Linked DNA regions of Mus musculus: region 2 is linked to region 1. The links are chromatin loops, found by intact Hi-C in ENCODE. Cell type or tissue: heart. All regions are shown on one strand.

Region 1 (8,000 bases):
AATATTATGTGTACCTTGCTCTAATTTAAAGCAGAGTTCTTCTCTTTCTGTATCTTTCTAAAAAGAAGCCTGGATTCTGGGTGGAAGGCTGCAGCCCCAGAGAAGAGTCAGAGACACATCCTCACCACGCTAACGAACGTGATGTTTCTCTTTTCTAGCATATAGATACGTCATCAGGATGAGTGGGCATTCTCTGGCTCTCCAAGAAGATTTTAGCAACTCTACTTTAGTGAATACTTCCAGTGTAATGCCTAAAGAGGCTGGCTCAAAAGAAACATTTAAATTCAAACCAGAAACTTTTAAAATAGAAAATGGCACCCAAGTCTACATTGCAATCCAGGCTGACAATGAAGCCCGTCTCTCCTCTGAGGTCTCCAACATTGCACAGGCTGTGAAGTTTATTCCTCCACAAGTTTATTTGACACCCAGCACCCCTCCTGGTCTGAGTACCCCCAGCACCCCTCCTGGTCTGAGTACCCCCAGCACCCCTCCTGGTCTGAGTACCCCCAGCACCCCTCCTGGTCTGAGTACCCCCAGCACCCCTCCTGGTCTGAGTACCCCCAGCACCCCTCCTGGTCTGAGTACCCCCAGCACCCCTCCTGGTCTGAGTACCCCCAGCACCCCTCCTGGTCTGAGTACCCCCAGCACCCCTCCTGGTCTGAGTACCCCCAGCACCCCTCCTGGTCTGAGTACCCCCAGCACCCCTCCTGGTCTGAGTACCCCCAGCACCCCTCCTGGTCTGAGTACCCCCAGCACCCCTCCTGGTCTGAGTACCCCCAGCACCCCTCCTGGTCTGAGTACCCCCAGCACCCCTCCTGGTCTGAGTACCCCCAGCACCCCTCCTGGTCTGGGTACCAAAGTGTCCGTACCCAGTTTGACAGTTTTTGTACTTGTTGCAACTTTATTCATATTTTAAACTAGAAATTGCAGTAGAACTGAAATTCAACCTTTGAATTCAAATTTACTCTCCTCATTGTCTACTCTACAACTCCTTGTAACATAAACGTGAACATTCAATACTGTAAATTTCCTATTTGCGTCTATTAAAATTATAAGTTGCTATATATAAATCACAGTATTTCCTTAATCTACCTTTGGGAGAAAAATGAGTTAAAACGAACAACTCATTTTCTAAATATCAATATCTAAAAGCTATTACAGTAACTATAACATGTAATTTTATGGAAATAATTACACGAGGAAACAGAATATAAAGCTCGGAAAGAGAAAATGATGTCTATTTTCATTATAAATCTGCGAAAAGAGAAACACGAACTCATTTCCAGACAGCATTATTATATGTTCTCTGCATTTTTTTTTAATATGAGAAAGCAAAAGAAAAACAGGCAAAATCCCTAAGTCGGCAAATTGCTTCCTTGTATTAATCTCCGTTCTGTTATTCAACAGGACACTTGAGAATGGGTCAGGTACGGAGGAAGCGTTTTGGAGGCTAAGAGGGCTAAGGTCCAGCGAGTGGCAGGTTCTGGCAAGGACACCACAGAGTTCCTGTACTTGATCCAGATCAAGGACCAGCCGGAGGCTGTGAGGAAGCACTCAGCACAATGCACCTTCACAGGAGCAAACTGATTCCAGTAAGAGTGACTCTGCCTCTATGCCTCCAGTAAGGGTCACTCTGTGGTCACAGCACAGTCATTTCCCAGCATGAATTCAAGACAGCCTGTAGAGAAAATAAGTCATATTCAAACCATACCAAAAGCCTAGTGGCAAATGAGTATTGCCTAGCATTTACACAAGACACGGAGTCTCTTTCTCGTATAAAATCTATCAGAGAAGTCCACATTCTCTTGTATCTTGGGCTGAGAACTACTGTTTACATGGGAACAAGAACTACTCTCCCGTGATTTCTAAGATTACAGTCTGGCTCTGCTTCTAAAACATATCCTGTGTCATATATAATTTGCAGATTGTCTGAAGTCTCAGGTATAGCGACATAAGCCTTCCATGTCAGCCCTTGGGAGGCTGAGGCAGGCAGATCTATGCAGAGCTCCAGTGTAGTCAGGTCTACTTAGCAAGACCCTGTCTCAAAGAAGGAAACTAAACTGAAGCTGAAAGGCCTGAGATGGAAGATCAAGGCTGCCCTGTCCGCAGCTGTAACCTAGAACAAATTCCCTCAAAGGAGCTTCAGCTTGCACAGAGGGCTTTCCTGATTCCCCTCCCCTTGGGAAATTATTTTCTGATTCTGAGTTCTCTGATGCTGTGCTATAGCTCTCTGCGGAACCTTCCCCACTCTCACTTGTATTTTGAATATTATTTTATTCCAACTTAATCCACGAAAAAAGTCTTCAAGTCCTTCAGGGGCAATGCCCACACTGACGGCATCCTACACTCATACAGAGCACCAGTAAGGGGCACAGACCATAGAGAAGCATGCTCATCTTTTGTGTGGGTGAAGGGCAACAAGAGATTTACTGGGTGGTGGAGGGTCACTTGCTATGGCAAGTGCTCTTTATTATGTTTCTCTTTTATTTAGTTAGTTACATTGGTTTGGGCTTTTTGCTTGTTTGTTTTGTTTTGTTTTCTGAGACAGTCTCATTACATATGTAATCCAGCAGTGTAGGACACCAGATGTTTCAGGCATTATTTTATTTAATGTTTGCAATGTTTTTGTTTTGTTTTGTTTGTTTTTAGAAAGATACTTGCTCTCCTCATTTTACAGCTATGGAAATTGGGAATGAGAGAGGCTAAGTTGTGATGGAGAGTTTTCTTGACAGAAGGAAAATGGTTGAGCTATTAAGGTGATACATTATGTATGCCCAAATTCACCCAAGATAAACAGATGGGGTGCCATAGCAGTGACTCAAGTAGATAGAAAGAAAAATGCTTATAGTGGGGACAGTGTGGGAAGATTTCACAGCCTTTATCAAGCTTGGACTGCAAGCTGGGACAGGCCCAATAGTTGAAGATAAGAACATGAAGGAAAGCTAAGTTTTCCCTGCAACCAGCTGGCTTTTCCCATAGCCTCGGGCAGCTCAGGGATTTCTCATTCCCAGCATAAACCCTGGAAGACTCTATTTACAGTTTTACAAATTAAAGCCATAAAAACAAATTTTAATTAGCAATCTTATGTCAGCATTGACACTTACAACAGCATGTGATGTTTAATAATAGTGTATAATTCTAGTTGAGTTTTTTAAGTGTCAAAGTCCTGCTTGAAGTGCTTTTCCTGCATTCTCTCATGTAGTACTCCCCAGATTGTATAACAGTTTTGTCACAGAGAAGATGAGAGTCTCCATTCCAGACAAGAGAATAGATTTCTCTTATGCTGTATTTTTAAGATTTTTTTTATCACTGTTAATTACATGTATGTGTGTATGACTGTGTGTGGTTGTGTGTGTATGAGTTCAGGTGCCAAAGCAGGCTAGAAGCGTTGAATTCCTGGAACCTAGGGTTACAGATGGATGGGAGTGCCTGGCTTGGTACTGGACACTGCAAGGGCACTGTGTGCTTAAGTGCTAACCCACAGCTCCATGTCCCACACCTGGGAATAAAAAGAAAAACACATTCTCATAATATTTCTGTCTTTAAAGAAACAAAATTTCTTACTACAGATGGCCCTAGGAAACTCTTTTCTTCTTCTTCTTCTTCTTCTTCTTCTTCTTCTTCTTCTTCTTCTTCTTCTTCTTCTTCTTCTTCTTCTTCTTCTTCTTCTTCTTCTTCTTCCTCTTCTTCTTCTTCTTCTGTTGTTTCTGGCTTTTCTTTTTAAAAGGGTCTACTCCATGTGTAACACAGCAATATAAGGCCCCATGCCCTGCTTCAGGAGTTATTACATTTAATCTTCACAACATTCCTTTTTAAAGACCTCATTGACCTCGTTTTGAGTCAGAAAAATTGAGGCTGAGAGAGAAGTTATACTCAGAAAAATAATCTCTTGCTAACAAAATATTTAAAATCTAGTAAGAAGATGTGTTATGTTGGTAAGATGAGCTTAAGCAACAAGACAGAGTACAACAGTGACTCGGGAAAGGTAAAAAACTTTAAGATACTCCAAGAAAAATAATGTGGGAGGATCTTACAGATAAGGTACATCAAGCCTGGGCTGGCACAGTGGAATACTGTCAACAGTTGGAGAAAAGGAAAGTCCCAAGAGATATCAGCATTTCTATCAAATTATGCAAATATTCTGGCCGTGATTCAAATTCCCGAGCGAGGCACACACATAAATGCCCTTCTGTGCTGCTCCTTCTCACTGGAGCAGTGCGACCATGGTGCCAGGGCTGCAGGTCCTTCTGTTCCTCACCCTGCATCTCCTGCAGAACACAGAGAGCTCCATGGTGCATCTCAACAGCAATGGATACGAGGGTGTGGTCATTGCCATTAACCCCAGTGTGCCAGAGGACGAAAGGCTCATCCCAAGCATAAAGGTAAGAAGGGGTTTTATTGTCAGGTCAATAATTCTGTTGCCTGCACATCCAAACTCACACACACAGTTACACACTCACACACACAGTTACACACTCACACACACGGTTTTACCCTCCCAAGGGGCGCTTTGACCGTCTTCATCATGCCTGCAGTATTATCTTCAGTCATGATGGGAATCTGCCTAGCATTATATTTTATTATATAATAAAATCTGTGTTTAACCTGTTAATAATTTATTAACTTGATAAGGTAAGAGACTTCAGAAGAAGAAGAGTTCTCACACTTTATCTTAGTAATGTTGGTTTACACAGTCTATACAGCAAATGTCCTGCCCACTCCTCCAGCTGCTCCTACGTGCTCAACTTTGGAAAACCGAAAATCCTTACCTATCTTACCTTGAAGGAAAACTTACACATGCTTAAAGCTGATGTGTTTCTAATTGCACTTGTTTAATAAAAATGTTTGCATCCTGTGTACTTTGTCCATAGGTCCTTGCAACATCTCCATGCAGTGCTTAGGAGCAGAAGGCTGGGTTCCTCTAAAAATTGAATGAATTATTTGTAGGATTGTAGCAAGTAGCAGGCAGAAGCAAACCAGTCTTATTTGTCTTTATTATTAGCTCTTGAGCCATGCCAGAGTGACTCAATGGGTTATAAATATAGCTGTGTATACATATGTGTAACAATAATAATTGAAGATGAGGTCGTGAATTTGTTAGGGAGAGTGAGGGTTGTGGGAGGAATGGGGGAAGGGTGTAGACACATTCGTATATAAAGTTTACCCAAAAAATGTGTGTTTTTTTAATAATCTGGTCATTTATTTATATGCTCTACTTGGGCAGTAACTCAAAATAAAACAAAAGCAATTTTAATTAACATAGAATATAATAATTACCAGACCTTAAGTTCCCTGTGAGTTTGAACAATGCAATTGTAAAAAAAATTGATTAACACACCACTTGCCTGCAGACTTCTGACTTTCATCCCTGTTATGCCTCACGTCGCATCTCCAATCCAACTGCCACCTGGAGGGGTGGGCAGGTGAAGGTCAGGGTTAGCTTTGGGCATGTGGAAATGAGTTTACGGATCCAAGAGATTCAGTTAAATGTATCCCAGTTTTTCAGTTACTCTGTGCACACACACTTGAGGAAGAGGAGCCTCCGTTTGCTTCTTCTGGTTTATGTATAGATGATTTATGCTCAGTTTGTTTCGAGATTGCTACCACAATGCACTTTTCATTTTCTCAGGAAATGGTAACTCAAGCTTCTACCTACCTGTTTGAAGCCAGCCAAGGAAGAGTTTATTTCAGGAACATAAGCATATTAGTCCCGATGACCTGGAAGTCAAAATCTGAGTACTTAATGCCAAAACGAGAATCGTACGACAAAGTAGGTTTCCTGTCCAGCTCCTAAACTGTTTCTTGTGGGTTTCCAAATGAATGTTTACAAGGTTTGATAATTGTTAACCATTAAGTTAGTAATAAGTATTAAAACTTTTTGTTGCTTTTGTGTGCTTGTGTGTACATCTGTGTGGACTATGTGTACACATTCACATGTTTGTGTATGTGTGTGGAAGCACACACATGCTCTCCCCAAGTGTGTGTGTGTGTGTGTGTGTGTGTGTGTGTGTGTGTGTGTGTGATCATGTAGGAGTCAGAGGTTAATATTAGGTGGTTTCCTCTATTTGCTTTGGACCTTTAACTTTTAAAGACAAGGTCTGTTACTGAACCTGAGAGTCATCAATTTGGGTAGGCTAGCTAGAGAACAATCTCTGGTAGTCTGTCTGTCTCTACCACTTCTCCAGTGGGGTTACAAACACACGTCACCATGCCCAGCTTTTGAGTGGGTATTGGGACCGAAACTCCCGTTCTTGTGCATAAACAGAAAGCACTTTACCCACGGAGCCCTCTACTCAACCCTAACTTTTATCACTTAAGTGAGACAGTCCTTGTTTGTAAAATCTCTTGATTCTAACATTTTGGAATCTGACTGGGTTTGCTGTTCTGCACTTTAGGCAGACGTCATAGTTGCGGATCCTCACCTGCAACATGGAGACGACCCCTACACCCTTCAGTATGGACAGTGTGGGGACAGAGGACAGTACATACACTTCACTCCAAACTTCCTACTCACTGATAACTTGCGTATCTATGGACCCCGAGGTAAAAATAACTACTTTATACTTCTTATTTCCACTGGGGAAAAGCAAACCACTACATTAATGTGGATTTCTAAGACTTTAAGAAAATTAAGCCTTCACTAACACCTGCGTTTGAAACTATGATAGTTATATCCCACCTATTTGTGCATTCAAATTAATACATAAAACGGGTCACTTGTTATAACAAGCATATTCAAATTTTTCAACTATTAAAAGTTATCAATTTCTTAGAGTTTGTAACGATTTCAATTTGGGAAATAGACAAAGCGATTAAAAATAAAAGGAAACTGTATTCAAATACTTAAACTTCAGTTTTGTAGATGACAGTCTTCTCTCTCAGGCAGAGTCTTTGTCCATGAGTGGGCCCATCTCCGGTGGGGAGTATTTGATGAGTATAACGTGGACCGGCCTTTCTACATTTCTAGAAAGAACACTATAGAAGCAACAAGGTATCACTGTGAATTTTCCAATTCTACAATTTCTTGCCTGAGGGTCTTCTGCTGTCTGTTCTGGGCAGTTCAAGTGACAGGATGTTTAGACAGTTCACACAGTATTGACACTGTACCATTTTGTACTAATACATATTCAATTAGTTCTGGTGTCCCTGCCTTGGAATGAAGATAATCAAATATAGGGACCTAACTCAGTACTCACCGGATTTTTTTCAAATATCATTTATTGATAGCAGAAAAATGTAATAGCTAAGTCCAAAGACATCAACAAATTGCAACTTAATCCTACCGACATTTCCAATATTATTTTACACTTTGATTTCTTCATGCATATTGTATACTAACTCTGTGTAGAAAGAAGACATGTGATGCTCCTCCCTTCTTTACATTCTATTATGCCCTGCCCCTCCCTCCAGTCTATGCCTCTTCTACTTCTTTCCAAACATTGTAGGAAACAACTACTTCATTGAAGTCAATTAAGTTACTAGACAGCTTTGTGATAAAAAAAAAAAACACTTTACTTTTAAATTAGTGAAAAATTCATATGTTTCATGAGGATACGTGAGTACATTGATTTTATTTTATTTTTTTAAGAAATAAAATTCTCTGAGAAATCTAATCAAACCATATGCATAAACTTGTAGGTATTTAAGCCTTTAAATCTAAAAGTGACAGACACTTAGTACATTGAGAAAAGTATTGAGAAAAATAGAAGTTGATGTGAAGAGGTAGCCAGTCTTTGAAAGGACATCTATCTTATAAAATAGAGTTCTTGAAAACACCTACCCAGCTTGCCTCCCTCTGTGTGTGTGATCTGCAGAGCTGCCTGGACCCGTGCACAAAAGGATCAGCTGAGAATGAATTAATTACCTTCAATTTTCCTTCAGTGTAGGTCAAAAGGTAAATTGAAGACTACTATAAAGCCAAAGCCGTGTGCCATCATACATGGGAATTTAAGAGAATTTTAAGTATAATTTTGACTCACCACACTCCACCAAAAACAATT
Region 2 (8,000 bases), 60 kb after region 1:
CCTGTCTTGAGGGATTCCTTGAGATTCCTTTAAAAACAATTTATATTTACTTATTGTTTGTCCCATAGTCTAGCCACTCTTCCTCCCATTCTCGGATCATTCTCACAGTGCGAGCCTTCACTCACTTCTTGGTGAAGCAGCAGCCCATTGTAGTCCTTCACTCACTTTTTGACAAAGCAGAGGCGCAGTGCAGGTCTTCACTCACCTCTTGACGGAGTGGCGACCCAATGCGGATCTACACTCACTTCCTTTTTTTTTTTTTTTTTTTTTTTTTTTTTTGGTTTTTTGGTTTTTCGAGACAGGGTTTCTCTGTATATCCCTGGCTGTCCGGGAGCCCTCTTTGTAGGCCAGGCTGGCCTCGAACTCAGAAATCTGCCTGCTCTGCCTCCCAAGTGCTGGGATTAAAGGCGTGGGCCACCACACCGGGCCTTCGCTTACTTCCTAATGAAGTGGCGGTTCAGTGTGGGTTTTCACTCACCTCTTGACGAATCGTAGACCCAATGCAAAGAGTGGTCTCTCTCAGACCCCAAACCCAGAGCCACACGCTGTGTGCCAGTTTGCCCCGACCTGCAGGGATGATCATCGGGGACTCAGGGCAAGGGAGTGAGAGAGTGGGAGGGAAAGACAGACGAAGAATGAGAGCAAGTCAATCATACTGATCAAGGTCTGAAAAACTTTACTCAGGAGTAGCAATATAAGCATAAGCAAGAGGAGGCTCTGAGGGAGGAGGGAAGAGCCAAGGGGCTCTCTGAAAGTCAGGTGGCAATCTTCAGCTCCTGAAACCAATGGTCACCGTGTACGCTTTACCCACAAACATTCTTACTGTTATGACCACGAATGTTCTCTCAGGATTGTTTATGTGAGCCAGAAAATATCCACAAGGCCATGGCTGAGGCCATGGCTCCTGGCACTTACCCAGTGATTGGCTACTTTATTCATTAGGGGATTCATTCACAAGAACAGCACCAGGCGCATCCGCAACAAAGCGGCATCTTTCCCGCTGTCTTGTGTTTGAACGCTTTATCGGTCCAGTCTAACTCATGAGACAAGGCTTTGAGTTCTTTGGAGACAATGCCAGAGTTTTCTCATTTCTGTGCCTGACCACAGAGCACTGGGTGATGCTCCTGAAGCACTCAATTTTTTCACATAAATCGAAAAATACAAGAAAATCAAGGAATAAACATTAATTTGCTGAGGTCTACTTTGTGCCAGAATAGGACAATAACATCTTTTTTTCTTTATCATTTTCTTTGTTTGCTTGCTTGCAACATGGTCTTACTGTGTAAGGCAGTAAGACATGTTTCCCATGGATTAATTCATTTAGCAGTTCCAACATCTCATAACAATTCAGATATTTTACAAAAGACAAAGCTTAAAAAAAAAAAGTCACACAACCCTAACAGAGAAATATGTGACTTTTAAGTGACCAGGACAAGAAGGAGTTGGGCTCACATTCAGCCAGCTTCGAGCGCACTCATGATGACACTGTACAACCGACTCAAGCTATAGAGCACTTTAGTCAATGGAAAAAAACAAAAAAACAAAAAAACAAACAAACAAACAAAAAACTCTCAGGTGAAGAATATTAAGTTCTCAAGTTACAAAAGGATGTGGAATACTCAGTGCCACTCAAAAGCCGAAACAAACTAGGAGCTATCATGGAAGATGACAAAGGAAAGTCCCACGTGATCCAAGGCCGGTTTTGAAGCATTGTGCTTCTAACAGTCCCCTCCCGAGAAGGAACATAAAGTCATAAATCTCTGCCACGCCCACTCCAGCCCTGTTCGTTGTTTGCTTTTTTAACACCAGCCTTTCCATCTGCTCTTTCCTGTGATTTTTTTTTAAATCACTTGCTAACCTCACCCTATAAACAGACCCTGAAAACTTAGAACTGTGGGGCTGTATCTTTATGAAGATGGGGTGGCAGTGATGAAGACGGTCACAATGACAAGTACCCACAGCTATGAGGGTGGCTTCACAAACAATCCAAAAGGATAGCTCACTTCAGGAAATACTTGGTGCCTTAGAAAGAACCATAGATGTGTTTACCTTAGTCCCCACTGACATTTAACCATTAAGTCTCCAGAATGAAAGCAATAAGGACGGTCACGAGGACTTCACCCTACACATAAATGCAAATATTCTGGACTTGATTTGTGGCTGTCCAGTGGCTTAGACTCAAGCAGGGCTCGCCTGAAAGGAGGGCTGGAAATAAAAAGGGCAGGGGGGCGGGGAGGAGATGGGAGGGTGAAAGAAACATGGAGCCAAGGCTCATGTTTAATATTTAGCACAGCATATATATAGGGGTAAACCTCAAAACCCAACCCCAGAATAGCAATGCAGGTAGCAACAGCACAGCAGCCAATCTGATAAGTTTCCATTTCTTGTCCGTTCATGAATTCCACTACACCAAAGTTCATAGCTGCAGCTAAGGCAGCTGTTTCTGTTCAGGCCGATAAGGCCTATCATACAAAGTATGTATATCCTGCCTATCATGGCAAATAGCCAAGGTCTTCTGGGAAGAATGTTCAAGGACTGCTTGTCCAGGACAGGCTGGGGGGGCAGGGATCACATTATTTCAAATTCCCGAGCGAGGCACACACATAAATACCCTTCTGTGCTGCTCCTTCTCACTGGAGCAGTGCGAACATGGTGCCAGGGCTGCAGGTCCTTCTGTTCCTCACCCTGCATCTCCTGCAGAACACAGAGAGCTCCATGGTGCATCTCAACAGCAATGGATACGAGGGTGTGGTCATTGCCATTAACCCCAGTGTGCCGGAGGACGAAAGGCTCATCCCAAGCATAAAGGTAAGAAGGGGTTTTATTGTCAGGTCAATAATTCTGTTGCCTGCGCATCCAAACTCACACACACAGTTACACATTCACACACACAGTTACACACTCACACACACGGTTTTACCCTCCTAAAGGGCACTTTAACCATCTTCATCATGTCTGCAGTATTATCTACAGTCAAGATGGAAATTTGCCTAGCTTTATATTTTTATTATATAATAAAATCTGTGTTTAACCTGTTAATAATTTATTAACTTGGTAAAGTAAGAGACTTCAGAAGAAGAAGAGTTCTCACACTTTATCTTAGTAATGTTGGTTTACAGAGTCTATACAGCAAATGTCCTGCCCACTCCTCCAGCTGCTCCTACGTGCTCAACTTTGGAAAATCCTTACCTATCTTAACTTAAAGGAAAACTGACACATGCTTAAAGCTGATGTGTTCCTAATTGCACTTGTTTAATAAAAATGTTTGCGTCGTGTGTACTTTGTCCATAGGTCCTTGCAACATTTCCATGCAATGCTTAGGAGCAGAAGGCTGGGTTCCTCTAAAAATTGAATGAATTGTTTGTAGGATTGTAGCAAGTAGCAGGCAGAAGCAAACCAGTCTTATTTGTATTTATTATTAGACATTGAGCAATGCCAGAGTGACTCAGTGGGTTATAAATACAGCTGTGTATACATATGTGTAAAATGATAATTGAAGATGAGGTCGTGAGTTTGTTAGGGAAAGGAGGGTTGTGGGAGGAATGGGGGAAGGGTGTAGACACATTCATATATAAAGTTTACCAAAAAAATGTGTGTTTTTTTTTAATAATCTGGTCATTTATTTATATGCTCTACTTGGGTAGTAACTCAAAATAAAACAAAGGCAATTTTAATTAACATAGAATACAATAATTACCAAACCTTAAGCTCCCTGTGAGTTTGAACAATGCAATTGTAAGAAAATTGATTAACGCACCACTTGCCTGCAGACTTCTGACATTCATCCCTGTTATGCCTAACGCACAGACTGCAGTCGCATCTCCAATCCAACTGCCACCTGGAGGGGTGGGCAGGTGAAGGTCAGGGTTAGCTTTGGGCATGTGGAAATGAGTTTACGGATCCAAGAGATTCAGTCAAATGTATCCCAGTTTTTCAGTTACTCTGTGCACACACACTTGAGGAAGAGGAGCCCCCGTTTGCTTCTTCTGGTTTATGTATAGATGATTTATGCTCAGTTTGTTTTGAGATTGCTACCACAATGCACTTTTCATTTTCTCAGGAAATGGTAACTCAAGCCTCTACCTACCTGTTTGAAGCCAGCCAAGGAAGAGTTTATTTCAGAAACATAAGCATATTAGTCCCGATGACCTGGAAGTCAAAACCTGAGTACTTAATGCCAAAACGAGAATCGTATGACAAAGTAGGTTTCCTGTCCAGCTCCTAAACTGTTTCTTGTGGGTTTCCAAATGAATGTTTACAAGGTTTGATAATTGTTAACCATTAAGTTAGTAATAAGTATTATAACTTGTTGTTGCTTTTGTGTGTCTGTGTGTACATTTGTGTGGACTATTTGTACACATCCACATGTTTGTGTATGTGTGTAGATGCACACAAACATGCTCTCCCCAAGTGTGTGTGTGTGTGTGTGTGTGTGTGTGTGTGTGATCATGTAGGAGTCAGAGGTTAATATTAGGTGGTTTCCTCTATTTGCTTTGGACCTTTAACTTTTAAAGACAAGGTCTGCTACTGAACCTGAGAGTCATCAATTTGGGTAGGCTAGCTAGAGAACAATCTCTGGTAGTCTGTCTGTCTCTACCACTTCACCAGTGGGGTTACAAACACACGTCACCATACCCAGCTTTTGAGTGGGTATTGGGACTGAAACTCCCGTTCTTGTGCATAAACAGAAAGCACTTTACCCACGGAGCCCTCTACTCAACCCTAACTTTTATCACTTAAGTGAGACAGTCCTTGTTTGTAAAATCTCTTGATTCTAACATCTTGGAATCTGACTGGGTTTGCTGTTCTGTGTTTAGGCAGACGTCATAGTTGCGGATCCTCACCTGCAACATGGAGACGACCCCTACACCCTTCAGTATGGACAGTGTGGGGACAGAGGACAGTACATACACTTCACTCCAAACTTCCTACTCACTGATAACTTGCGTATCTACGGACCCCGAGGTAAAAATAACTATTTTATACTTCTTATTTCCACTGGGGAAAAGCAAACCACTACCATTAATGTGGATTTCTAAAACTTTAAGAAAATTAAGCCTTCACTAACACCTGTGTTTGAAACTATGATAGTTATATCCCACCTATTTGTGCATTCAAATTAATACATAAAATGGGTCACTTGTTATAACAAGCATATTCGAATTTTTCAGCTATTAAAAATTATCAATTTCTTAGAGTTTGTAACAATTGCAATTTGGGAAATAGACAAAGTGATTGAAAATAAAAGGAAACTGTATTCAAATACATAAACTTCAGTTTTGTAGATGACAGTCTTCTCTCTCAGGCAGAGTCTTTGTCCATGAGTGGGCCCATCTCCGGTGGGGAGTATTTGATGAGTATAACGTGGACCAGCCTTTCTACATGTCTAGAAAGAACACTATAGAAGCAACAAGGTATCACTGTGAACTTTCCATTTCTACAATTTGTTGCCTGAGAGTCTTCTGCTGTCTGTACTTGGCAGTTCAACTGACAGAGTGTTAGACAGTTCACACAATATTCAAACTGTAGCACTTTGTATTAACACATATTTGATTAGTTCTGGTGCCTTGGAATGAAGATAATCAGATATATGGACCTAACTCAGACTTACTAGAATTTTACAAATATCATTTATTGATAGCAAAAATATGAAATAGCTAAACCCAAAGACATCAACAAATTGCAACTTAATCCTACTGACATATTCTATATTATTTTACACTTTGATTTCTTCATGCATATTGTATACTAACTGTGTGTAGAAAGAAGACATGTGACGCTCCTCCCTTCTTTACATTCTCATATGCCCTGCCCTTCCCTCCAGTCTATGTCGCTTCTACTTCTTTCCAAACCTTATAGGGGATAACCATTTCATTGAAGACAATTAAGTTGCCAGACAGCTTTGTGATAAAAATGCTTTTCTTTTAAATTGGTGAAAAATCCTGTGTCTCATGAGGATCTGAGAGTACATTGATCTTTTTTTTTTTAAGAAATAAAATTCTCTGAGAAATCTAATCAAACCCTATGCATAAACTGGTAGGTATTTAAGCCTTTAAATCTAAAAGTGACAGACACTTAGTACATTGAGAAAAGTATTGAGAAAAATAGAAGTTGATGTGAAGAGGCAGCCAGTCTTTGAAAGGACATCTATCTTATAAAATAGTGTTCTTGAAAACACCTACCCAGCCTGCCTCCCTCCGTGTGTGATCTGCAGAGCTGCCTGGACCCGTGCACAAAAGGATCAGCTGAGAATGAATTAATTATGTTCAATTCTTCCTTCAGTGTAAGTCAAAAGGTAAACTGAAGACTACTATAAAGCCAAAGCCGTGTGAGAATTTAAGAGAATTTTAAGCTTAATTTTGATCACCACACTCCACCAAAAACAATTCTTAACTTTTAGTCAAGAATTGGTTTTTTTATTTATTTTATTAGATATTTTCTTCATTTACATTTCAAATGCTACCCTCTTTCCTAGTTTCCTCTCCAAAAGTCCCCTATAGCCTCCCCCCCTCCCCCCCGTTCTGCTCCGCAACCCCCCTGGCATTCCTTTATACAGGGGCATATGATCTTCACAAGACCAAGGGCCTCTCCTTCCATTGATGGCTGACTAGGCCATCCTCTGCTACATATACAACTAGAGACACAAGCTCTGGGGGGGGGGGGGGTACTGGTTAGTTCCTATTGTTATTCCTCCTGTAGGGTTGCAGACCCCTTCAGCTCCTTGGGTACTTTCGCTAGCTCCTTCACTGGGGGAGAATTGTTAAGTAACTCTTAGTTCATTTCATTTCTACAACATTATTATAATACAGTAAATACTATCTTTGGTTCAATGATAACGAACATGAACTAAAAATGCTGTTCTCAACTGTTGCATGTAGTTTTTAAAACACACTACCAACTTGCCCAGGAACTGCGGCACTACTGGTCCCTCCTGGCTCCCGTTTGCTCCACATGGCTTAGCTCCAGGCTTGATTGCAACCAGCACTAAGCCAGCTTCCTTTGAAATCCACAGATGAAAGACACACACTCAGTTATTTCACCTTAATTTGCCTGCCAAGCACAATTGCTGGGCGCTAACACCTCCAGCCCGGAAATGCGTGCCCTAACCAATTTAACTCCATCTCTCCTCCTGCCCTAAACTTAGTGGCTTGTTCCAATTAGCTCCTGCCACACATCTTTGGCACCCCGCCCATAGCTGAGGCCACAGGCCCTCGCTGCCCCCGAGGTCTTACATGGTGGCTGTGTCCCTTTTCCTCCAAGCATGGCAGAAAAGCTTCTTCTCTCCTTCCCTGTGTCTCCTTTTCCTCTTGGGACCCGGGAACCTGTCCCTTCCACCCAACAGTTGGCTCACAGCCTTCTTGACTGACAAATCAAGAACAAATTAGCAAACTGGACGTTGAGTATCAGAACCTCCCCTGACACCCAACAGGGAATATGTCTCAGTCTATAGAGCACTTGCCTCACAAGCATGAGAACCTAGGACTGATGCCCAGAACTCACGAAAACAACGTTGGCATGGAGGTACGTGTTTGCGACCCCAGCACTGGGGAGGAGGAGAAAGGAAGATTGTGGAAGGGAGGTCGGGCAGTCAGTCTAACCTACTCTGTGAGTTCCAGGCTGAGGAGAGACCCTGCCTCAAAGGAAGTGAACGGAATGACTTCGGATAACAGCTGAGTTCGCCCTTTGTCCTCCACATGAACACACTCATACACATATGCAAGAAGCACATAGACCAAACATTTACATAAACATTAAAAATAATAATAAATCTCAAAACCACTGTTCCTATTGAAACCTGGGGGGGCACGGCCCTGTATCTACTCTTGTCAAAGTGGAGGGCGTGGTAGAGGATGACCAATAGCAGTTGCCACAGAGAGATTTTAGAGTACTGATTTGACTCCTAGTACTGAAATACATAGGGATTTTAAAAACCAATATGGGGCTGAGGAAGCAGAGGTGTTGCAGAGGGCTCACCGAGCATGCACGGGCTCTAGGTCCAA

Evidence for each region. Peaks named below come from ENCODE experiments on the same cell type or tissue, not always from the same donor. Only the 100,000 strongest peaks of a DNase experiment are listed, where the experiment ranks them.
Region 2: it touches region 1 in a loop (10-fold over the local background); 12 of 42 quality-filtered maps call a loop at or near these places.

What each region holds. Positions count from the first base shown.
Region 1 is chr3:144,815,693-144,823,692 of GRCm38, reverse strand. Clca3a2 (chloride channel accessory 3A2) reads left to right here and starts at 4,199. Exons shown (of 14, transcript NM_030601.3): 1 at 4,199-4,382; 2 at 5,630-5,770; 3 at 6,396-6,543; 4 at 6,883-6,991. The coding sequence starts at 4,224. Clca3b (chloride channel accessory 3B) reads left to right here. Exons shown (of 14, transcript NM_139148.2): 14 at 159-1,070. The coding sequence ends at 916. In heart, no CTCF peak of the experiment used is centred here; no DNase peak of the experiment used is centred here.
Region 2 is chr3:144,755,372-144,763,371 of GRCm38, reverse strand. Clca3a1 (chloride channel accessory 3A1) reads left to right here and starts at 2,395. Exons shown (of 14, transcript NM_009899.4): 1 at 2,395-2,808; 2 at 4,061-4,201; 3 at 4,818-4,965; 4 at 5,306-5,414. The coding sequence starts at 2,650. In heart, no CTCF peak of the experiment used is centred here; no DNase peak of the experiment used is centred here.